Linked DNA regions of Homo sapiens: regions 2 and 3 are each linked to region 1. Evidence: chromatin loops called from intact Hi-C (ENCODE). Cell type or tissue: OCI-LY7. All regions are shown on one strand.

Evidence for each region. Hi-C counts contacts between places; a loop is a spot of excess contacts. Peaks named below come from ENCODE experiments on the same cell type or tissue, not always from the same donor. Only the 100,000 strongest peaks of a DNase experiment are listed, where the experiment ranks them.
Region 2: a loop joins it to region 1, with 33 times the contacts of the local background. A loop is called at or near these places in 5 of 110 quality-filtered maps.
Region 3: it touches region 1 in a loop (9-fold over the local background); 15 of 110 quality-filtered maps call a loop at or near these places.

The regions. Positions count from the first base shown.
Region 1 is chr11:71,417,057-71,425,056 of GRCh38, forward strand. It overlaps the pseudogene ACTE1P. Among named protein-coding and RNA genes, the nearest start is that of DHCR7, 27 kb to the right of the region's middle. RefSeq lists a silencer at 6,446-6,495. In OCI-LY7, CTCF peaks have their summits at 3,581 (motif pointing left), 3,781 and 6,504; DNase peaks (open chromatin) are centred at 1,885, 3,525, 6,355, 6,635 and 1 weaker place; H3K4me3 peaks cover 1,112 bases; H3K27ac peaks cover 3,460 bases.
Region 2 is chr11:71,116,262-71,124,261 of GRCh38, forward strand. SHANK2 (SH3 and multiple ankyrin repeat domains 2) reads right to left here. Exons shown (of 26, transcript NM_012309.5): 4 at 2,568-2,771. Among named protein-coding and RNA genes, the nearest start is that of SHANK2, 130 kb to the right of the region's middle. In OCI-LY7, a CTCF peak has its summit at 4,522; DNase peaks (open chromatin) are centred at 320 and 4,540.
Region 3 is chr11:70,811,523-70,819,522 of GRCh38, forward strand. All of the region lies in intron 12 of SHANK2 (SH3 and multiple ankyrin repeat domains 2), which reads right to left. Among named protein-coding and RNA genes, the nearest start is that of SHANK2-AS3, 47 kb to the right of the region's middle. In OCI-LY7, CTCF peaks have their summits at 3,523 (motif pointing right) and 3,723; a DNase peak (open chromatin) is centred at 3,559.

The DNA of each region.
Region 1 (8,000 bases):
GCACCCTGTCTCTAGCTGCTCTTGGGCTACTACGGCAGAGTTGAGTAGTTGAGAACATGTGGCCCACTGTACTAGTCTGTTCTCGCACTGCTGTAAAGAAATGCCTAAGACTGGGTAATTTATAAAGAAAAGAGGTTTCGGGCCGGGCGCAGTGGCTCACGCCTGTAATCCCAGCACTTTGGGAGGCTGAGGCGGGCGGATCACGAAGTCAGGAGATTAAGACCATCCTGGCTAACACAGTGAAACTCTGTCTCTACTAAAAATACAAAAAATTAGCCAGGTGTGATGGCACACGCCTGTAGTCCCAGCTACTTGGGAGGCTGAGGCAAAAGAATCGCTTGAACCCTGGAAGCGGAGGTTGCAGTGAGCTGAGATTGCACCGTTGCACTCCAGCCTAGGCTCCTGAGACTCTATCTCAAAAAAAAAAAAAAAAAAAAAGTAAGAAAAGAAAAAAGGTTTAATTGGCTCGCAGTTCTGTGGGCTATACAGGAAGTGTGGTGCTGGCTTCCAGGTAGGCCACAGGAAAGTTACAATCATGGTGGAAGGTGAAGGGGAGGCAGGGTCATCCTAATGGCCAGAGGAGGAGGGAGAGAGAGGAAGGAGATGCCACACACTTTTAAACAACCAGATCTCATGAGAACTCTATCAGGAATAGCACCAAAGGGGGGTATTCCACCCCCAGGATCCAATCACCTCCCAGCAGGCCCCACCTCCAGCATTGGGGATTACAATTCCACATGAGATTTGGGTGGGGACACAGATCCAAACCATATCACCCACAAAACCTAAAATATTTCTTATGTGACCCCCTTGTAGAAAAAGTCTGACAACCCCTCATCTAGACTGTATCCCTTAACACTGTGACAACAGTTCTCAAAGTGCGGACCCCAGACCATCAAAATTAGCTTCATTTGTTAGAAATGCAGTCCGCAGTCCTCATCCCAGATCCCCTGAATGAGAAACGCTGGGTGGGGGCCCAGCAATCTTAGTCTAAGAAGACCCCCAGGTAAGTCTGATGCCCTCCAGTCGAAGATAAGACAAGAAAACCACCACCTTCAGTTACAGAAATCTGTTGTGATTGTTGACTCTCCAGTCTGAAAAGCGTGTTCTCGTGTCCTCACTCTAGCCTTTCAGGGAGGAAGAATTGCTCTCAAGTCCCATTTTACTAGTTTAATCTGCCCTTAGCAAGATTGGAGGCAGCTGAGAGCCACTCAGTAAAACGCTGGCAGCCCCCAGGAGCTGGCAGTGGGAGACACGGGATGACTGTTCCTTCCAAAATAAATGGAGGGTTTACAGAAGGCATACAGGATATGTGGCGTGCTGCTGTGACACACAATCAGTCCTAGCCAAACCAAGCCCTTACATTTGAGTACCAAAGTCTGGGTGAAATAACCACCTCATCCTGGTTTGGTTTTTTCCAGTTTCAACATTGAAGAAGCCATGTCCCCAAAAACTTCTCAGTCCTGGTCAAACTGGGACAAGTCCTAGGCCTGGGATGTAAAAGGCCAGGCTTTCCTGCAAAGAGCAGGTAACATGGTGGCCGATCCCGCCCACAAGCATCCACAGATGCTTCCTACAGGTGCTGGAATGAAGAGCTGGAAGCAGCCCAGTGCTCAGGGAGTCAAGGCATGGCTGGGTAAATACAAAGGCAGCTACCACCCAGTGTGGGGCACCGCCAGTAGCATTCCCAGGAGCCCCGGGAGCTGCAGGGGTCACGGGGGCATCTGAGCCAGCAGTGCAGTGGCACATGGGCATCAGCCTGGATCCCGTACCCTGGGACAGTCCTCTGCCTTGAGTCACTGTGTTCCAGACCCGACGTCTCTCACTACAGCTGTCACTTGTCATGCCTCCCACTCTACTTTCCACACCAGCTGCAGTTCTCTGGGTGGGGCTGAGCATCTGCGGTTCATTCACCCTTACAGCTTCTAGAAAGCCACACTGCAAACCCTATCGGCCAGATGAGAGCTTCCCCAGATCTAAGCTTCTCTGTCTCCCCAGGGCTGCACCCTGAGATACACATGCAGAAAGGATTATTTCTATTTTTATTTTATACTATGTTATTATGATATAAAACAAGATATATGTAATGTATATAAATGTTAGGGATGACTTTTTTTTTTTTTTGAGACAGAGTCTGGCTGCGTTGCCCAGGCTGGAGTGCAGTGGAACCATCAAAGCTCGCCGTAGCCTTGACCTTCCAGGCTCAAGCAATCCTCCCACCTTAGTATCCTGAGTAGCTGGAACTACAAGCATGCACCACCACACCTGGCTAATATTTTGTATTTTTAGTAGAAACAGGATTTCGCCATGTTGCGCCAGCTGGTCTCAAACCTCAGCCTTAGCTTCCCACAGTGCTGGGATTACAGGCCTGAACCATCACACCTGGCCTTATTTTTTTCTAACAGACAGAGCCTTGCTATGTCACTAGGCTGGACTGGAATGCAATGGCGTGATCATAGCCCACTGCAGCTTCCACATCCTGGGGGCTCACATGATCCTCCCACCTCAGCCTCCCGAGTAGCTGAGACTACAGGTGCACAACACCATGCCTGGCTAATTTTTTTTTTTTTTTTCTGTAGAGACAGAGTCTTGCCATATTACCCAGGCTGGTCCTGAACTCCTGGCCTCAAGCTAACCTCCCACCTCAGGCTCCCAAATGCTGGGATTATAGGTGTAAGCCACCTCACCTGGCCTTGTTTCAATAAATAAGTTAATAACCTGCTACCCAGTATAAGACATCACATATTCTCCACACTTCCTGTTTAGATCTTCCTCCCAATGATATCCAGCACCCTAACATTTTGCTTAATAATTCTCTTGCTCTTTTTAGCACTTTTGCCACACCTGGATATATCCCTAGAGAAGACATTGGTTTTGCCTGATTTGGGGCTTTCTGCAAATAAAATAACCACCTCGTATGTTTTTCCTGTGGCCTGTTTATTGTATTCGTCCTCTGGTGGTGCACCCATGTTGATGTGTGTAGCTGTGGTTTGTTTTTCACTGCTGTATAGTATTCCTGGTTCCACTGGATGAAAATGTGGTCATTTGGGCCAAGGGATATGTTTGGGTAGCAACAGAAAGCTGGAAAACGGTCCTGTGTGGATGATACCATGCTTTGCCTGGAGGGCTTGATGGGGTGTGCAGGTGGACCCTGAACTGAATTTCGGGGGATCCGGGTGAAGCTGAACTCCCTCTGCTCCCCCTCATAGCACTCAGCCCCTTCCCTAAACACATATCAGTCAATTAACGTAAGTAATTTGGGCTGAAGCTTGTTCCCCTGGGTGCTATGCGTCTTGGTCTAGTCCTGACGACATCACACGTACAATACTTAAGCATATATTTGCAGAAGTAATACGCACACAAATCAAAACCACGAAACCTCTGGAAGGGTAGAGCATGAGAAAACAGCATCTTGCTCCCTCACTTGCACCCAGAATCCCAGCTCCTGTACCCCAAGTGAGCACGCAGCACATCCCATGAGTAGCCTGCACCTTTGAGCCTCTAGATTTCACCGCTGGTTTCTTGGTGCAAAGCAGGTTACTTCTGTGTGCACTGTGCTCCCCCTGGTGGCTGTTCCCTAGAGCACAATTCTCACGCCTCAGTCCCAAATCCAAGTTTCAGGAAGGAAATGGCTTCACACACTATTCCCTCTGACGCAAGGTTGGTACTTTCAGCCTTTCAACCTACCCCTCACATAATACCTAAGAATTTTGCAACATTTTTTAAAGTTCTTAAAACAGAATCGTAAAAGGGAGAGGCAGTTTTAATATGTACGTACTTAATTAAAACATCTAGTTCTGGGTCCTAAGGGGATGGGGAACGCAGTCTCTGTCCTATAGGAATGGTGAGCGTGTCTAGCGCAGGGGTTGGCAAACTGTGGCCCACACGCCAAATCTGGCCAACCGACTGCTTTAGTAAATAAAGTTGTATTGGAACATGCTGATTTAATTCTGTGTTTATTGTCTGCGGTTGTTTTCTCGCTGCAATGGCAGAGGTGAGTAATCGCAGCAGAGACCTCCTGACCTACAAAGCCCCAAATATTTACTCACTGGCCCTTTTCAGAATCAGTTTGCCCACTCCTGGTGGAGTGTTTCAATGGAGACACCTATGACAATGACGTATGATCAGTCTGGAAGGAAGCTTCCTCTTAGGATTTGATTTTCCATTCATTCATCCCGAAACTGTTGCATACCTACTATGTGCCAGACGTTATTCTGGCCAGAAAAGATTCTTGATGTTGTTTTCCAACTTGGAGAGCTGTAGTATTTTCAGTGAGAACAGTAAGTCATACCAGTTACCAAGGTTGGTCATTCAGGCACAGATGCCCCCTGTATGCTGAACTGAAACTTATCTCAGGCCCCATCACCCCCTTTGCCTGCATCCCCTGATACTGTTGGAAGCCAACTCTGTCTTCTATGGAGGATATTGACAGTGAATTCCAGCTTGGTAGGACAGGGGAGGAAGGAGCGTGTTGGTAAGGTCTGGATCTGGCTACACTCTCGCTGTTAGTCTGGGCAGAGTCTAAATTGAGCAGTGGGAGTGTAGCCAGATCAAACCAGGTCAAGTCCCTAGACCTTGACTGGAGGCCGCCTCACTTTCAGCAGTGGTAGCCGGCTTGTGTCGCTGGCGAGAAATGCAAACGTTTGTGAATTTCAAATATGTATATATATATATTTGTGCTCCAAAGGCAGCACACCCGCATATGATTCTCCAGACACCGGGAGGCACTCGTCTCCCCTCTCACCTTTGCAATCCCCAGGTGAAGAGGCAGCACCTCTTGGCGTGATTCTCAAGGGGGTTTGTGTTTATTCAGCAATTTTTGGTCTTGCTCGGGGATGTTCTCACTTCCTATTTAAAAATTTAAAAAAAAAGATTCTGAAAGACTTAAACAGTGAAAACATTTAGGCCAAACCAGAGCTACTGAAACACACACACACACACACACACACACACACACACACACACATATATATATATATATAATGTGTATATATATATATAATGTATATATATATATAAAATGTATATATATATATATATATATATATATAATGTGTATATATATATATGCAGGAACAGAAAGCCAAATACCACATGTTCTCAGTTATAAGAGACAGCTAAGCATTGAGTACACATGGACACAAAGAGGGGAACAATAAAGGGTGGGGCCCCCTTGAGGGTGGAGGACGGGAGGAGGGTGAGGATCAAAAAACTACCTATCAAGTACTATGCTTATTACCTGGATGATGAAATAATCTGTACCCCAAGCCCCTGCGACATGCAATTTACCCATGTAAATATATATATACCTATATATACATATGTGTATTTGGAAGAAAATACCAACCTGCTTTTCATTCACCAGGTGGCCGCACACAATGCATGGTTGGGCCTTCCCCTTAATAAACATACCTGGATAAAGAAAATCTGGTGCATATACACCATGGAATACTATGCAGCCATGAAAAGGAATGAGATTATGTCCTTTGCAGGGACATGGATGGAGCTGGAAGCCATTATCCTCAGCAAACTAACACAAGAACAGAAAACCAAGCACTGCATGTTCTCACTTATCAGTGAGAGCTGAACAATGAGAACACATGGACACAAGGAGGGGAGTAACACACACTGGTGCCTGTCAGGGGGTGGGGTGGGGGAACGGAGAGCATCAGGATAAATAGCTAATGCACGTGGGGCTTAATAACAAGGTGATGGGTTGATAGGTGCAACACATCACCGTGGCATACGTTTACCTATGTGACAAACCTGCACGTCCTGCACATGTACCCAGGAACTTAAAATTAAAATTTAAATTAAAAAAACACACACACACAGCCTTGGTTTAAATGTGGCCTTGCTGGTCTGTGTCAGACATGTTACAGAAACCCATCCCTCTCCTAAGAGTTCTGCCAGGACCCCTGGCTCCAGGACTTTGCAGCCTGCTTTTGAGCACATGCCCACAGAAATTACTGAATTCCAGTAACATCAAGAATCTTTTCTGGCCAGAATAAAGTCTGGCACATAGTAGGTATGCAACAGTTTTGGGATGAATGAATGGAAAATCAAATCCCTTTTAGAATGGAACAAGATCACAGAACTAATTCGGTTCCATTTTCACCTACAAGGAAAGCTTTTTTAGTAGCCGGAGGAAGAGGTAAAAAGTAGCATCAAGAGAACATGTAAAACCACTAACTTTCACTCAGGAGAAACTTAAAACTCCCAGAGCAACCCCTATATGATTCTCCAGACACAGGGAGGCACTGGCCTCCTCTCTCACCTTTGCAATCCCCAGGTGAAGAGATAGCACCTGTCGGCGTGATTCTCAAGGGGGTTTGTGTTTATTCAGCAATTGTTGGTCTTGCTCGGGGATGTTCTCACTTCCTATTTAAAAATTAAAAAAAAAAAAGATTCTGAAAGACTTAAACAGTGAAAACATCTAGGCCAAACCAGAGCTACTGAAACAAAGAACTCTTTGAAAATCACCTATAATGCAACCCACCCACAACCCTTCTGCTCTTTTCATTAGAGAATGAATCATTCCCTATAACTGAATAATCCGGTTAACAAAAACTAAGTAGAGCAGGATGTTTTTAAATGCACCAAGATCTCTAAAGGGCATTACAAAACTGCCTGCCTTCCTGAGCAGGGATGCTGGGTGTCAGGTGGCCTCTTCTGGGTAGCTCAGGCCACCATCATGCGCAATAATGGCAATGTGCTGTAACACAGCCGTGATCTTAGGGGCCCCGCCCTGTGTGGGCATCAGTCCCTGGCAGCAGCAGCCCCAGAATATTACCTTTTTGCTTTTATGCTCGTGTTTCTACTTTATCTATCACCATCCTTATGGTTGTTTTGGAGTGTGTGACCTTCCAGCGATCTGTCCTACCAAGGACAACAGCGGCCCTAAGACTTTTGCCGGGATGGCCAAGAAACTGGGAGGCTGAAGAGAGCTCGAAGTATGGAGCATCCCTGCCCTCAGCTGTGAGCAGGGGAGGCGTGGGAGGTATCCTGGGGATACTGGAGAGGTAGCCACATGTGTGGAGCAGGCAGAAGGAGGGTCCAGGTCGTCTGGCTGGGACAAGGCAAGGGCAGAGGAAGGTGCAGCTCACTTACATGGGCGGGACATTTACCTGGGCTGAAACGACAGCAATAGGCAGCTGTAGAAGGACACGGGGCAGCTCAGCGTGGAGACGCCGCACATTTCAACCTGACAGTTGAGGCTGTGCAAACAGAAGGTAGTCAGGACTGCTGAAGCCTGACTGAGAGGCATGATGGCACTGTCTCTGCCAGTCGGCAAGTGAACGCAGAGGGCCTCCGTGGAGTCGTTCACGTGAAAACAAATCTCAGATGGAATCTTGCTGTGTTGCCCAGGCCGTACACAAACTCCTGGCCTCAAGCGATTCTCCTGCCTCAGCCTCCCCAGTAGCTGGGACTATGGGTGCCCGCCACCACACCCTGCTGGAGTAGTGGACTTTAACATCCTCACTTCCATATGTCAGGGACCAGTTCCTAATGCCACCTCCGTGAACATCACGTGATGGCCAACCAGATGTTGACTGTCATCACTGGGACTCAACTGGGAAACCCTCTTTTTCCTCCAAATTTGCTGCTCTAGGTGCTAAGGGTCTGTAGGACAGAGCTTTGGGACTGTTAGAATTCTATCAGAAAAAAACGAGACAGAAGGCTATAAGCATGAGTGTGGGCAGGGTGCTGTGGTTCACTTCTGTAATCCCAGCACTTTGGGAGGCCAAGGTAGGAGAATCCCTTGAAGCCAGGAATTCAAGACCACCCTGGGCAATATAGCAAAACCATGATTCTACAAAAAATTAAAAAGTTATCTGAGTGTGGTGGCACACACCTGTAGTCCAAGCTACTCAGGAGGCTGAGGCGGGAGGATCCCTTGAGCCCAGGAGTTTGAGGCCAAGGCTACAGTGAGCCATGATCACACCACTGCACTCCAGCCTAAGCAATGGAGCAAGATCCTGCCTCGTAAAGGAAGGAAA
Region 2 (8,000 bases), 300 kb before region 1:
CTCTTGCTGTTGACTAAGCTAAAATGAGTGCAATCGCTGAATGATGCCAACATGTTGTGCAGGAGTAGAAATGATCCGTTTCTGGCTTCTCTTAACTGACGTAACCCAACACGTATACACTGCAGGAAACAATGCCTGTAAACTTGGGGCGTAGCAAGCCTGGGTGAGAGAGGTAGGGACAGGGGTCGTGCATCACGTGGAAATGTGTAGGGCTGCCCCGTCTTACGGATCAGCCACTTCTGGAGGGAGGCCCAGGAGCTTGTGGCTGCTGACAGCAGCTCAAAGAGCCCCGGTCACCCGGGCAGGAAGCAGAAGTGAAGCTGTGCTGTTGAGAACAGCTGGATGGTCACAGCCGCCCTGTTACTCAAGGACTCAGAGATGAATTGGAGAATGGTATGGTTTGACTGTGTGTCCCCTCCAAACCTCATGTTCAAATGTGATCACCGGTGTTGGAGGCGGGGCCAGGTGGGAGGTCTTTGGGTCCTGGGGCGGATCCCTCCTGAATGGCCTGGAGCCCTCCCCATGGTAGTCAGTCAATTCTCGCTCTGTTAGTTCACGGGGGAGCCAGGAACTACTCCTCCCCTGCTCGCTCTCACACCCCCTCTTGCCACCTAACATCTGCTCCTGCTTTGCCTTCTGCCATGAGAACAAGCTCCCTGAGGCCTCAATGCTGAGCCCATGCCGGCACCACACTTTCTGTACAGCCTGCAGAACCGTGGGCCAATTAAACCTCCTTTCTCTTAGCCAGCCTCAGGTTTTTTTGTTGTTGTTGTTTTAGATAGAGTTTCAGTCTTGTCGCCCAGGCTGGAGTGCAATGGCACCATCTTGGCTCACTGCAACCTCCACCTCCAGGGTTCAAGCAATTCTCCTGCCTCAGCCCCCCGAGTAGCTGGGATTACAGGCACACATGACCACACCCAGCTAATTTTTGTATTTTTAGTAGAGACGGAGTTTCACCATGTTGGCCAGGCTAATCTTGAACTCCTGATCTCAGGTGATCCACCTTCCTCGGCCTCCCAAAGTGCTGGGATTACAGGCATGAGCCACCTCACCCAGCCAGTTATTTCTGTATAGCAATGAAAGAACAGACTATCGCGAGGAATATGATGTAATTTAAAAATTCCTTCTTTGTGCCTGACTCCTGGCAGAGTTCCTAAAACCTTTGTACTGTCCTCAGTGATAAGAGTATCTCTGGAGCACTAATGAGATGACTCTCAACTCCCAGGTAGCTTCCAGGATGGGGGCTGGTGGCCGGAAGGATCAGACTATGACTCGAGGGTCAGGACTCCCAGTCGCCCTGCTGACTGGCAGGATGGAGTCCAATCACCATGGTCAGTGATTTCATCCTATGTAATGCCTATGTAATGAAACTTCCATAAAAATACCTCAACAATGGGGCCTGGGGGCTTCTGAGCCAGCAAACACATCCACATACTGGGAGGGTGGTGCACGCCCAACTCCACAGGGATGGAAGCTCCTGCACGCTGGGCCCTCCCGACGTCGCCTAGTGCACCTCTTCATCAGCTGTGCGTTTGTACACTTTGTAATAAGCCAGGGGTAGCAGTTAAAATGCCTTCTTAGGTTCTCTGAGCTGCTCCAGCAAGGGATGGAACCCAAAAAGGGGGTGGTGGGAACCCCTAGTTCACAGCCAAATGGGACAGAAATGTGGGTGGCCTGGGGACTTGACGTTTATGGAGGGCAGTCTTATGGGACTGAGCCCTTAAACTTGTAGTTAGTGTCAGAATTGAATTAATTATTGACATCCAGCTGGTGTCTGGAGAGGTGGAGAAGGAAAATACACCACCCATTAGGCGCTGGGAAGGAAAAATTTAAAACCCCTCAGAGAAGCATGGGGAGCCCCGTTCTCCATGCCCAGGGCCCATGGTCCTGGTTATGAAAGCCTGAATCAGACCCACGGTTTATTATTCACAGCAAGATTTCTCTGCAGGGATTCTTTGAATCTGTAGTGAAAAAAAAATGTATAAAAGTTGTACAACAGTGTGAGATTCATGGCAAAATCAGAAGCAACCTTTTATTAGTCCATTTTCACACTGCTATAAAGAAATACCTGAGACTGGGTAATTTATAAAGGAAAGAGGTTTAGTTGACTCACAGTTCCATATGGCTGCGGAGGCCTCAGGAACATTACAGTCATGGTGGAAGGCGAAGGGAAAGCAAGCACCTTCTTCACAAGGCAGCAGGAGAGAGAACAGCAAAGGAGGAACTTCCAGACACTTATAATAAAACCATCAGATCTCGTGAGACCTCACTTACTATCATGAGAACAGCATGGGAAACCGCTATGATCCAATCACCTCCTCCCTCAATACATGGGGATTACAGGTCCCTCCCTCAACATGTGGGGATTACAATTAGAGGTGAGATTTCGGTGGGGACACAGAGCCAAATCATATCAAACCTCAAGACCCCAGACTGATTTTTAAATGTGGGGATAATTTCCCAATGCAAATGGAATTGGTCTCGCCCCACCACCATGTCTCCCCCACCCACCATGGCATCCAGGCTGTGACACAACCACAGTCCATGCACTGTGGGCTGAAATATACCTCCAGGGAAGGAACGCCCTCACCCACGGGCTGTGGGTACTCGCGCAGGAGCCGCTCCTCATCCAGGAACTTGCCGTCACGCCCATTGCTGGCCGGCTGGAACAGGCCGTAGTTCAGGACATCTTTCAAACTCTGGGTTAATGTACACAGGATCCGCTGCTTTGCAACCCACACTGTGGCATCCGGGTTAAATCGAATGCATTTCTGCCAGGAAGGACAAAGACAGCTGATGAGTGACAGAGGACGCTACCTGAGTCACCCATGTGGGGCGCGTGGTCAGAGAGGCAAAGCTGCTTCCACCCCTTCCCGACACTTCCTCTGAGCAGTGAACCCACGGCTTTTCACAGTGAAAAATAAAGCCTACTGGTTGCTGGGACACAGACATTCGGTAAATATAAAAGGGAAAAAGGAAAGACCGAGGCATTGGTCTCTTTGGCCTTGATCTCACCATGGACTCAAATCTCCAGCACTGGCCGGGTGCGGTGGCTCACGCCTGTCATCCCAGCACTTTGGGAGGTCCAGGCAAGCAGATCACAAGGTCAGGAGATCAAGACCATCCTAGCCAACATGGCGAAACCCCATCGCTGCTAAAAATACAAAAATTTGCTGGGCATGGTGGTGCGTGTCTGTAATCCCAGCTACTCTGGAGGCTGAGGCAGGAGAATCGCTTGAATCAGGGAATTAGAGGTTGCACTGAGCCGAGATTGCACCACTGCACTCCAGTCTGGCGACAAGGCGAGACTCCATCTCAAAAAAAAAAAAAAAAATTCTCTAGCCCTCATAGTGTCTTTTTGGTCATCAATGACCACCTGTCACCTCAGGGCCCTCTCTCACTTGCATGGCACTTCTCAAACTCCAGCAGTTTGAAAAACACAGGTCAGAGACCCCACTTATGTCTCCCTAACATGATGTCTGATTCAGCAGGTCTGGGTGGGACCTGAGAACCTACATCTCAGACAAATCCCAAGGTGCTACTGCTGCTGCCGTCCTGGGGAACACACATTCAGAGCCACAGCCCGCGCATATTTCAATGTGACTTAATTTTGACATGGATCGTTCTTTAGCATTTCAGATTCGGTGGAAGCCTTGTCTTATAACCACACTGACGAGAAAGTTTTCATACTACCTACGCTGACTCTGAACACAAAAGCTTTAAAAATGCAGTCATCACCTCTCCTCCCAAAGGACACAGGAAAGCAATTACGGAAAAACGATTTGATGGAAAATCAAATCAGTTGCCATGAGAGTTCATTTTTGCAAAGTTAAATAGTGTCAACAGGGCCTGCAAACCAATCACAACACTTCAAACATATAATAGCACCTCTGAGGACTGAAATAACAACAACTTGGTCATGTTCCCAGGTCCCCTCTGTGAGACTCACCAGTGAGCCAGGAAAGGCAAAGGCCAGGCAAATCCACTTCTAGCCATGACTTCTAATTTTTGTTGAATTAAAATTATATTCTACTGAACAGCTGTCAGCAGGGGCTCAATAATTCACTTTGTCACTGTCAAAGTGTTCAGAACAAAAGGAGGTTTGATTGAATATAAGACTCAAACCAATTCTCTATCTGAGGATTCTGTGGGTTTGTGCCCAAGAAAGCAAAAGGCCCTATCATCTTCCCAAGACAGCCCGAGGGTAAGTTCCTCATCGCTGGGAAAATGATCCTGGGACGGCCAACAGGAGGTCGGGTTCAGTGGGCGGCCAGAGTCCTCCCTGCCAGGAAACCTGACCCTGTGCACAAAAGCTCCTGTTTCTCCCTTCCAATGTCAAAGGCTGAGCTCACGTGTGGCTCTCAAAGCTCCCCACAGGGCTGTGAGGCTGGGTGGGGGCAGTTGTTTATTCCAGAAAGATTTCCAGACCCGCACCCTCCCCCATCCTTGGCTAAGCAAGGACTCTCTGGAAACTCCTGGCACAAGAAACAAGCTGTATCAGGTGTGACCAGGTGGGGCCGCTCACTACTCACCCTTCAGTTGCAGGAATCCTTCTAGGCCCCTCCAATTCAAGCTCCAACATCCACAGAGCCCATGGCTCCCTCCCTGACACCTGCAGAGAAGCTTCAGCCAAGGGGCAATTCCTTGGAGGAGCACAGGGCTCCAAACTGCCTCTCAGGGGACTTCTGTGCCACTGCAGGTGATTGCAAAGATAGGTGTCCACCGTCATTTGTGGACAGGGTGGGGATGCTGTGTCTGTGCAGCACGGGGGCCAACCCCACAAAGCAAGAACCATCTGCTCCAGAAAATGCTAAGAGCACCACCTTGAGAATCATCTAGAAGGAGCAAGAGCTCAAAGGTCGGAAAGCCTGGGTTTGCAACCCAGTGGGGCACACCAACCTTGATTCCTAGGGAAACCCACCCACCCAGCAGTCCTCTGATTCCCCCATGAAAATCAGAGCCACTACTTAACTTCAGGGCTGCTGTCAGGATCAAACAGAATATAAATAAGACATGTTGTTATGGGCTGAACTGTGCCCCTCTAAATAAATGTTGAAGTCCTAATGCCCATACCCTATGAATGTGATTTATTTGGGAATAGGATCTTTGCAGACGTAATCAAGTTAAGATGATGTCATACAGGAGCAGGGTGGACCCTAATGCAATAACTGTGTCCTTAAAAAGGGAGTAAATCTGGATATTAGCCCTTTGTCAGATGGACAGATTGCAAAAATTTTCTCCCATTCTGTAGATTGCCTGTTCACTCTGATGGTAGTTTCTTTTGCTGTGCAGAAGCTCTTGAGTTTAATTAGATCCCACTTGTCTATTTTAGCTTTTGTTGCCATTGTTTTTGGTGTTTTAGTCATGAAGTCCTTGCCCATGCCTATGTCCTGAATGGTACTACCTAGGTTTTCTTCTAGTGTTTTTATGGTTTTAGGTCTAACATTTAAGTCTTTAATCCATCGTGAATTAATTTTTGTATAAGGTGTAAGGAAGGCATTCAGTTTCTTCTGCAAAGAACTTAAACAAATTTATAAGAAAAAATCAAACAACCCCATCAAAAAGTGGGCAAAGGATATGAACAGACACTTTTCAAAAGAAGACATTTATGCAGCCAACAGACACATGAAAAAATGCTCATCATCACTGGTCATCAGAGAAATGCAAATCAAAACCACAATGAGATACCATCTCACACCAGTTAGAATGGCGATCATTAAAAAGTCAGGAAACAACAGGTGCTGGAGAGGATGTGGAGAAATAGGAATGCTTTTACACTGTTGGTAGGAGTGTACACTAGTTCAACTGTTGTGGAAGACAGTGTGGCAATTCCTCAAGGATCTAGAACTAGCAATACCATTTGACCCAGTGATCCCATTACTGGGTATATACCCAAAGGATTATAAATCATGCCACCATAAAGACACATGCACACGTATGTTTACTGCGGCACTATTCACAATAGCAAAGACTTGGAACCAACCCAAATGTCCATCAATGATAGACTGGATTAAGAAAATGTGGCACATATACACCATGGAATACTATGCAGCCATAAAAAAGAATGAGTTCATGTCCTTTGAAGTGACATGGATGAAGCTGGAAACCATCATTCTGAGCAAACTATCGCAAGGACAGAAAACCAAACACTGCATGTTCTCACTCATAGGTGGGAATTGAACAATGAGAACACTTGGACACAGGGCAGGGGAACATCACACATGGGGGCCTGTCTTAGTGTGGAGGGTTGGGGGAGGGAAAGCATTACGAGAAATACCTAATGTAAATGACGAGTTAATGGGTACAGCAAACCAACAAGGCACATGTATACATATGTAACAAACCTGCACATTGTGCACATGTACCCTAGAACTTAAAGTATAATTTTAAAAAAAAGTGAGAAAATCTGGACACGGCATCATGCACACGGGGAGACGACCACGTGAATGGGAAGGCAGAGACTGGTGTGTCCCATCTGCAAACCCAGCAATGCTAAGATTTCTGGTAAGCCCCCAGAAGCTGGGGTAGAGGTAGAGAATCTGGGACAGATTCCCCCTCAAGCCTCAGAAGGAACCAACCTTGCCTACCCCTTGACCTTGGACTTCCAGCCTCCAGAATTTGAGACAATACGTGTCTGGGATTTAAGGCACCAGTCTGTGGTTGGTTATGGCAGGCATGGGAACTCATAAACGTGTGAATCACCTGCCACTAATTGTGGCAGCAAAAAAACAGCAGCATCATCATCTCTGAGAGCGGAACTCAGCAGGTCGAGCATTCCCAGCTCCCAGGGAGCTCCCCTCCCTCCATACGTGATGGGAGCCACCCACGTGTTCACACCAGCTCCCGGCAAGCCCACGACGTCAGAAGACACTTTGGATGAATCCTACTTCAATTCTTCACCTACCCATCATTGACTCACTGTCCAATCAGGCAAACCCCAGGTCCAAGAGCAGGCCTGACACAGTACAGGTGACTGACACTGGCTGAATGATGTGGGAGCCACAAAGACAATAAATAAGAAGCAAACCAGCCTGAGGTCACCATTTGTAGTGGGGAAAAACACCTACTCAACTGTCACACAATATGGAAAAGGTAAAAATCCATGCTAACACGAGCTCCCTTGGGGACCCAGAGGAAGGAGTAAGTGACGCTGCTTGGTAAGGAGCACACATCATAGGCTGCTGCCCAGGAATACAGAGGGATATGCGAGTCTGGGGTAGGACTTCCAGGTTGAGGGCCCATCATAAGGAGAGGGAGGGAGGCAAAGGTAGAACAGCGATGAGTCTAGCAGGTGGATGGCCCAAGACAGTTTCTGCCTTAAGTGACCCTTCCTGGTCCCACTGTTACCAGTGTGAGCCTTGGTCATGTCAAGTTCTCCTTGAGGAGAACAGTATCTGATTCTGGTCTCCCCACAGCCCTGCGAGGTGGCTATTCCTTTATAATTTGTTAGAGATGTTCTGAGTGAGTGAGTGATTTGTTAGATGACTCACAGATAGTACAGAAAGGATGGCAAAGACAACAGTGTATAGGAAGTCCCAACCCTGGCCAACTCCTCTAAAGGATTACTGGAGGAAACAACTCTCTTCTCCTTGAGCTTCTATCTTCTGTGCACAGGGTCCTATACCAGCACCAGGACAGGAGTGGGTGAGAGGACACGAAGATGACCAAGATGTGCTCTTGCCCCTTAAAGAGTTCAGTGTCTACAGGGAGGGGATGATGATGATGGTGGTGATGCTGATGATGAGGGTGGTTGTAATGGTGATGATGGTGGTGGTAGTGGTGGCAGTGATGGTGGTGATAATGGTGATGATGGAGATGTTGGTAATGGCGATGATAGTGATCATGATGGTGATGATGGTGATGGTGATTGATGGTGATAATGGTGATGATGGTATTATGATAGCGATGATGGTGATGGTGATGATGGTGATGGTGATGATGGTGGTGATGATGATGGTGACAATGATGGTATGATGATAGTGATAATGGTGATGATGTTG
Region 3 (8,000 bases), 610 kb before region 1:
ATCCACCCACCCACTCATCCACCCACTATCCATCATCGATCCATCCATCCATCCATCTACCCATCCATCCACCCATCCATCCACTCATCATCTACCTATCCATCATCCATCCACTCATCCATCCATCCATCCATCCATCATCTATTCATCCATCCATTCATCCAACATCCATCTACCCATCCATCCACCATTCATTTATCCATCCATCTACCCATCCATTCATCCATCATCTATCCATCCACCATCCAGCCATCCATCCATCATGTATTCATCATCCATCATCCATCTACCCATCCATCCACCATTCATTCATCCATGCATCTACCCATCCACCCATCCATCTTATCATTTTTCTGAACATCTATTCACTCATCTACCCAAAGTTCAGAAAGATCTTGCCTGAAGCCCAGCTGAACACTTACTATCCATCATTGGACAAGTTAGCTACCTCTCAAAGCCTCAACCTCCCCATCAAAAAAGCGGATGATCAGGAGTAACTGTGATAACGCACTCTGCCAGGTGTTATGCAAACATCAGCACCTTCACACTGCCCTGCTGCAGCTGCAAAGTCAGTAACAAAGTGCCTGTCTCACCTCACTGGTCCAGCTGGCACCAGAGTGCGTGTCACTTGACAGAGAAGTCAAAGTGAACACAGCTCCAACCTTGAAGCTCTGTTTCTTGATTCTCTTTGCAGGAATCAGTTCCCTAACCCATCAACCCCAGAGCCTGGGGAACCTTTATCTAAAAACAGGAAAGCCTTATTTCTTCTAGACCAGAGTGGTGTACACGGTTGCAGGCAGTGATTACCGGGCAGTGACATACGGTTCCAGCCAAATGCTCACATGTCTTCTTATTCACTGTTAATTTGAACCTCAAAAAGTCCCACAAAGGCAGAAGGTGAAAACTTTTGTCCCCATTTTACAGGTGAGAAAATGGAGGCTCCATAAATGGTGACTTGGGTATGGAAATACAGAGCTGGTCCTCACATCCTAGCTCGGGGTTCCCTGCTCTGTCTGGTGACAGAATGAGGTGAACAAGATCTCACCTGCTACAAGGTGTCTTATCCTTGTGATGTCTCATTTGATGAACTACATCCTCCTGCCAGGTCCCACTCTTCCCACAGCAGCCATAGTCAGCAGCAGAAGCCAGACCTCTGCAGCCCAGGGAGAAGGGCTGCCCCGCTCAGGAGACATGGCACCCGGGCCACGCTGGGGGTCCCTCCTGCTGTCCTGCCTGCACAGTGAGGACTGGTCTGAAGTTCCTGCATCCCAAACTGTCCATGTTTTCCTTATGTTCTGGCCAAGAACAGCCAGGAGGGATTCTAACCAACTTGTTTTGGTATAAGGGCCAAATCACTGAATTCTTAAAATGAAAAAATTGGTAATCTTCTCGGTGGGGTGACTTGGATCAGTGAGTTGGGCCATTTCCCAGCCAGCCTGGGTGAACAGGAACTGGCCGACATACTGACCTTTCTCCATTCATTCATTCACCAGTCAGTTACACATTCATTCATTCATCCAGCAAGTACTCTGCGGGTGGGCTGTGAGCCCATCGCCATGTGGGTCTGCAGACCCCCGTGAATGGTAGACACGGATGCAGGCCTCAGGGAGCTGACGGTCAACTGGGCAGAAGCACAGGTCAGCAGATGCATTTCCGCCCATCTGAGGGGTCAGCACAGAGAACAGGGCCAGGACTTGAGGTCAGGGTTAGAGTCCACAGGGCCTACCCACAAAAGGCTACAAGAGGGGACAGCTGGGTAGTGCAGAGAGAAGGGCAAGGGCACGGGAAAGGCTCTGCAGGGATGTTCGGGGAGAAATGGATGCCACACGGCGCAGTGGTGCCAGTGAACGAGCACCAGCTCACCCTGGATGCAGCCTCAAGGCTGGACCGGAGCAGACAGAAGGTGGAGGTGGGGAGCCCCATTGAGGGCCCCTGTGGCCATCCCAGGGGAGCTAGGGGAGCCCCTGATGTGTAGAATTGTGAGAAAGTTGGAGGTTTCAAGAGGCACAATCACCCAGGCCTGGGACCTACTCAAGGTGGGTAGGTGGGTGTGTCTTCCAGGTTACGGCTCACGCAGAAGATGGCAGTAGGGGAATAGAGAAAGCTGTCAGCTCAGGTCTCTGGCACAGAGGGCAGCACAGCAAACGCAGGAGTTCCCAAGCCCTTAGCGTCTGTCAAATGTTACTAAATGCTATTGGCTGACAGTTGTTTTAAAGTTGAAGGCTCAGGTCCTGTGTCATCTCCTGTCTGGTCAATATCACCTCCCTCCCTGGCTTCCCAGGACTGTGAAAGTCAGCCCGCACCCAAGCCCTGTGCGTCTCGGGCCTGAGGGCTTCACGCTGCCTCTGTGATTCTGGTGACGGCATCTCTGAGGATGCACGACAGGGACTTAGGATTATTCACAATGTCTCACCTTGCTGGCTGCAATGACTGCTTCAGGGACGGACACAGGACACCGGCTACCCCTCCATCTGGCCCCGGCTGTCTGCCAGACTAACCCTGGGCACAGGTGAAAGTCAGGCTGGGCATGGTGGCTCACCCCTGTAATCCCAGCACTTTGGCAGGCTGAGGCAGCTGGATCACCTGACATCAGGAGTTGGAGACCAGCCTGGCCAACATGGCGCAACCCCATCTCTACTAAAAATACAAAACTTAGCTGAGTATGGTGGAGCATGCCTATAAGCCCAGCTACCTGGGAAGCTGAGGCAGGAGAATCGCTTGAACCTGGGAGGTGGAGGTTTCAGTGAGTCAAGATCGTGACACTGCACTCCAGCCTGGGTGACAAGAGTGAGACTCTGTCTCAAAAAAAAAAAAAAGAAAGTCAGGGCCACCGGGAGAGCTCCCAATTCCACACCTCACCCCTACTCTGCCAGCAGGGCCCAGCCACCCCCACTTTCTAGGTCAGGATGATGGGGCACAGGAGGGCAAGCAGGAGCCGCAGTCCTGGCACTGACTTGAAGCCCCTCTGCGGGCCCCACTCCAGCAGTGTCCCTGGGCGGCCAAGGCCCCTTCTGCCCATTTCATCCGCCTGAAACCCTGAACGCAGCTGCACCTCAGTTCCCATGCCAGTTTCAGGAAAACAGAGGCCACTGGGCCAAAGACGGGCTTCCCAGAGCCCCACTGGGTCCTGCCGGGGTCCAGCCCCTGCCTGTGTGGCCAGGTGGGTGCCGCTCTTTCATGCGTGCAATGGACGACGCATGGACAGGGCGGCAGCATTCATCTCCACCAACTGAACTCAAAAGCATGAGTCCTTCTTTCCTGCTGAGCTGACCCCACCCAAGCAACGTTCTTGAAGGAGAGGGTGGCCAGGACATTCCCTGGTGGGTGAGGCCAGGGCAGCCCTTGGGACTGGCTGCCACTTTGTAGAAATACATCCAGAGTTGTTCTGAACCCGGGAAGGCCAACCAGCCCCTTGGCAGCTGGGAGAGACCCAGAAGGAACAGGGATGCCCCCACCCCACACACTCCCAGAGCAGGGACTCAGGTGTCTCAGGAATGTTCTCAGGACAGTGGTCCAGCAGTGCCAGTGGACGCCACCAGAGGGCGCCCCCAGGGGCGGAGCTGGCTGAGCCTCACACCTGAGGGAGCAGAGGTGTGCAGGTGCACTGGCTCCTACCCTCCCGGACCAGCACCTTTAGGAGGATGGGAGAAGAAACACACACACACACACACACACACACACACACACACACACACACACACACACACACACACACGAAAATGAGAAGGAGGAGGCACAGGGAGGAAGGAAGAACACAGGCCAAGGGACAGGTGGACAGGTAGGCAGGAGAGACTGTGGGGGAGGATGGGGGCAGGGACAAGTGTGGGGCGTGTTCCTCTCTCTGTCTCAGAGGGACAGCCCTGCCACAGGCTCTGGCTCACCTGGGAGGGGCTTGTGCAGTGATGGGCAGCGAGGGACCCTGTGGTGTCTCCACTAACAGCCCTCACCTCCCAGCGGACACTCACCATCCACAGATCGGCCCCCTCACACCCCTTGCAGCCCCCTTCCTGTTACACCATCACTGCAACACCAGCTCCCAGGCTGGGCCCGGTGAGCTCCTTGGGGCGCTCGCCATTGTGCAAGCTGGCTCAGGGCAGCTTCGAACCAGGGTTGGCACCTCCATGCAGGAAGCAGACCCTGCCTACAGCTCTGAGCCCAGGCCAGGAGGCACTGGGTTGCTTGGTGCCAGCAGGAGTCCCGGTGGGGGCCCTGGGGAGGCTGGGAGGCCTCCCTGAACCCCATCAAGGCTGCACTTGAGGGTGTGACCTGAGGCTGGTTCTGACCACACTGCCACGCCCACTGCAGTCCTGGCCAAGGTTTCTGGGGCTTTGGGTCAGCGTTTAGGCAAATAGGTCTGGCCCAAGAGGGGTGCTGAGCATGTGCAGAGGGACAGGGGACCTGGCCAGTCGCCTCCCTGCCCAGGACAGTCGGCCTCCTCCTACCTGGCCATCTCTGCTTCCCCTGCTTCTTAGCCCACACAGGCCTCTGCCACCGGGACAATAACACCTGATACCCTGTGCTCCCTGCCCCATGGCAGCCAGCGGGGTCTTTCTACACTGTCCACAATAAGGATGAAGATGAAGACGACCCTAAGAGTGGCCGACGTTTCTGCAGAACCGAAGACTGTCTATGAGCAGCTGTGGATGTCAGTGCAGGCCAGGTGCTGAAAGCCACTTAATCCACCCAGCACACTCGGGAGGGGGTGAAAGTCATCAGCCCCACTTTACACAGGAGAAAACAGAGGCACAGAACCAGCAAGTGACTTGCCCAAGGTCAGCTGGCGGGTGGGTAGAGCCAGGTAGCCCTGGCGGTCAGCACTGCTTGGGGGATGTTCAGCACCGGTTGCTCAGCATGGGCTGATGGGCAGCTGCTCCACCCTTCAGACAGGAGGAAGTGGGGAGGGCTTTCCCCTCCACGGCAGGGAGAGCACGCTGTCACTTATGCTTCTGATGGTAACCAGAAAGAGCTCTGGGTCACCCAGGGCCCCCAGAGGCTGGGAGCTAGCAGCCTCCCTGAAAGTGGCCCGTTAGTGCCACATGGCCAGGGCCCGTTGCCCTAGGAAAGAGCTGGTTTTTCAGGAATAGTAAGGCAGGCGCACAAGGCATGGGGCTGAGCTTTGAGCTTCGAGGATGAACAAGGAGCAGAGGGGCTCAGCCACCTCCTGGAGCCTCCAAAAGGCCCTGGGTTGGGTTGCACAGTCCTGTGATCCACCATCCAGCATCACCAGGGCTGGCCGAATGAGCGTTTCCCTATCTCAATAAAGGCCACTTCCACAATGGGGCCTCGGTCCACAGCCAGGAAGCAGACAGCTCTAGCCAGGCCCCCCTCCCCTGGCTGTACCTTGTTTGCAGGACATTCAGACCAAGTGTGCTCAGGGCACCAGCCTTTGCACCCCGGCTATGTCACCTGAATGTCCCTGCGCCCAGCATGGGCCTGGGTAACTGCTCCATAAGCAAACAATGTGCAGTGAACTGGCTCCCTTCTGTGCCTCTCACCGTGCAAAGACACTTCTGCCCCCCGAATGCATATGGCCCTATGCAGGGACAGAACACAACAGTGGCACCTGCATGCCCCACCCTCATCCCAGGGGACCTCAAAAAGATGCCTGGAGAAGCATGCCTGCCTCCAACTCTCCATCCCACCTGGTCGCCTCGAAGGCAAATGCTCACCACTGCTGTCCCATAGGAGGGGACGTCAGTGCCACTGGCAGGTCCTAGTTAGGACACGGGTCTTAAGGGAAGGACCTCTCAGCTCATCAGTGCCCATCCAGAGGGTTCCTCCTACAGCACAGCTATTGCTACCATTGAGGATGCTGAATCCTGGACAGATGGATATGGACAGGGAGGCTGTGAAGGGGTGGGGAAAGGGAAGATGGAACAAGGCCAAGAAAGAAGGGACTGACGGGTCAGGGCCACCAGGTAAGAGCAGTGCCCCTCGACTTGGGACAGGCAGTGGCCCACAGTTAGGGGGACTGGCTGTCCTGATTTTAGCACTGAAAGTCCCACATCACAGGCAAACCTGAATGGTTGGTCACTCTACCAACGGTTCTAGGTGACAAAGGGGACAGTCTTGGCCGAGCTCTGGGTCTTGGGTTGGACATGGACCTGGGCTCTAAGAACCAATGTGGAATGCGCACTGGCTGGACAAGGTGCTGTGGGAGGCGGCCACCCTGAACGCCTTCAGCTGATCTTGAGAAAAACCTGAAGTTGGTCTTTCTGGGACCCTTTTTTGAGATGGAGTCTCGCTCTGTCACTCAGGCCGGAGTGCAGTGGTGCCATCTCAGCTCACTGCAACCTCCGCCTCCCAGGTTAGAGCGATTCTCCTGTCTCAGTCTCCTGAGTAGCTGGGATTACAGGCATGCGCCACCACATTCAACTAATTTTTGTATTTTTAGTAGAGATGGGGTTTCACCATGTTAGCCAGGCTGGTCTCAAACTCCTGACCTCAAGTGATCTGCCTGCCTTGGTCTCCCAAAGTGCTAGGATTACAGGTGTGAGCTACCGCACCTGGTCCCTTGTTTTATAATTGACAAAGATTAGGCAGATTGGGTTTTACCTGCCCAAGGTTATGCAGCTATACAATGGTACAGTACAGAAGCGTGTATGCAGGAGGCCAGGCAATGAGCATTTGAGGCAGGCTGGCCACCATGATGACCACACACACACACATACACAATGATTCTCTCTCTAACATGCACGCGCATGTCTACACACCAGCATGCACACAGGCAAATGCACACAGACCAAAAAAACACAAAAATGCATGCACATACATACACAGGCATACACAAACACATACACACATGCACACACACATGTGCATTCTGTCCCCCGTTCCTCACACATGAACAGGGAAACAGGGATGGTCAGACCGCAGCTGCAATACACCCGGCTGCTTCTCTCTTTCCCGAGCCACATCTAGCACATCTAGTCTGCAGCCAGCTCAAGTCCCTGGCCACGCTGCCTTTGCTGTCTTATTAGATTTTGTACTGGGTGAAGGGGACACACTCTTTTTAAAACTGTAGTCAGAAGTCTTGCTAAGTGTGTGAAGTGGAATTGGCTGCCTCGGGGGAGCCCTTTAATTTAGCTTCCCATTGTTCTCAGCACCTGGGACTCCTCCCTTGGGGTCCTTCCAAGCAGGAATCTAGACCAGAAGCAGCTGGACCTCCTTGTTTGGCTCTGGTGGGAAGCGTCTGTGGGCTAAAGGCCAAAGCGTTGAGAGGACGTGGGGTCTGCCAGCTCTAAGAGGATCAGGCCTCGACCCTGTCTAGGGGCCGGGAGAAGTGGGCTCTCACCGGCATGTTCTCCCCACAAACTCCTTGGCTGTGGCCCCAAAGCCTGGGCTGCTGGTCATAGTCAGGGTGATCAGCCCCTCCTGGGACCACGTGAGGCACTGACCCTCCTCAAACTCACACGGAGCTTGCCAGGTGGAGCCCCTGGGGGCAGGGGTGGTGGCGGTCTTCCTCCCTGACATCCCTGACCTTAGCTGGCAACAGAGCATGACCCAGGCCTGCAAGACTCCCCGCAGCCAGGCTCTGGACCCCGAGTGGCTTTGAGGCCAGGGAGGAAACAGGAAGCATGTAGGATGGGGGCGAGGGTCAGGGGCCTCAGCACTGAATGCCGACATCACCAAAAACATGGCAACGGCCGGGGAAGCACGGGTCCAAGGCCCAAATCTGAGGGAGTGCCAAGTCACCAGATGCCAGAGCCAGGGGCCTGTGCCGAGTCCTGCCCTTGCTACGTTCTGGCTGTGTGACCTCGGGCTCCTCATAGAGGCGTCTGCAGCAAAGAAGCCAGCACAGTGAACTCCTGGAGCAGCTGTACCCATGAGAATGTGGAGGCATCGGTGGCAACGGCCACTGCCCCTGCAGGTGCAGCTTTCGTGGCTGGAACCGACACCAACCCTAGCACCTGGGGCCCCGACAATGAGCTGATCCCTGGGAAGTCTCTTCCTCGACTGAAAATTCTGGGAGGTGGCGTGAGAAAGGCAGAGACCTGCTT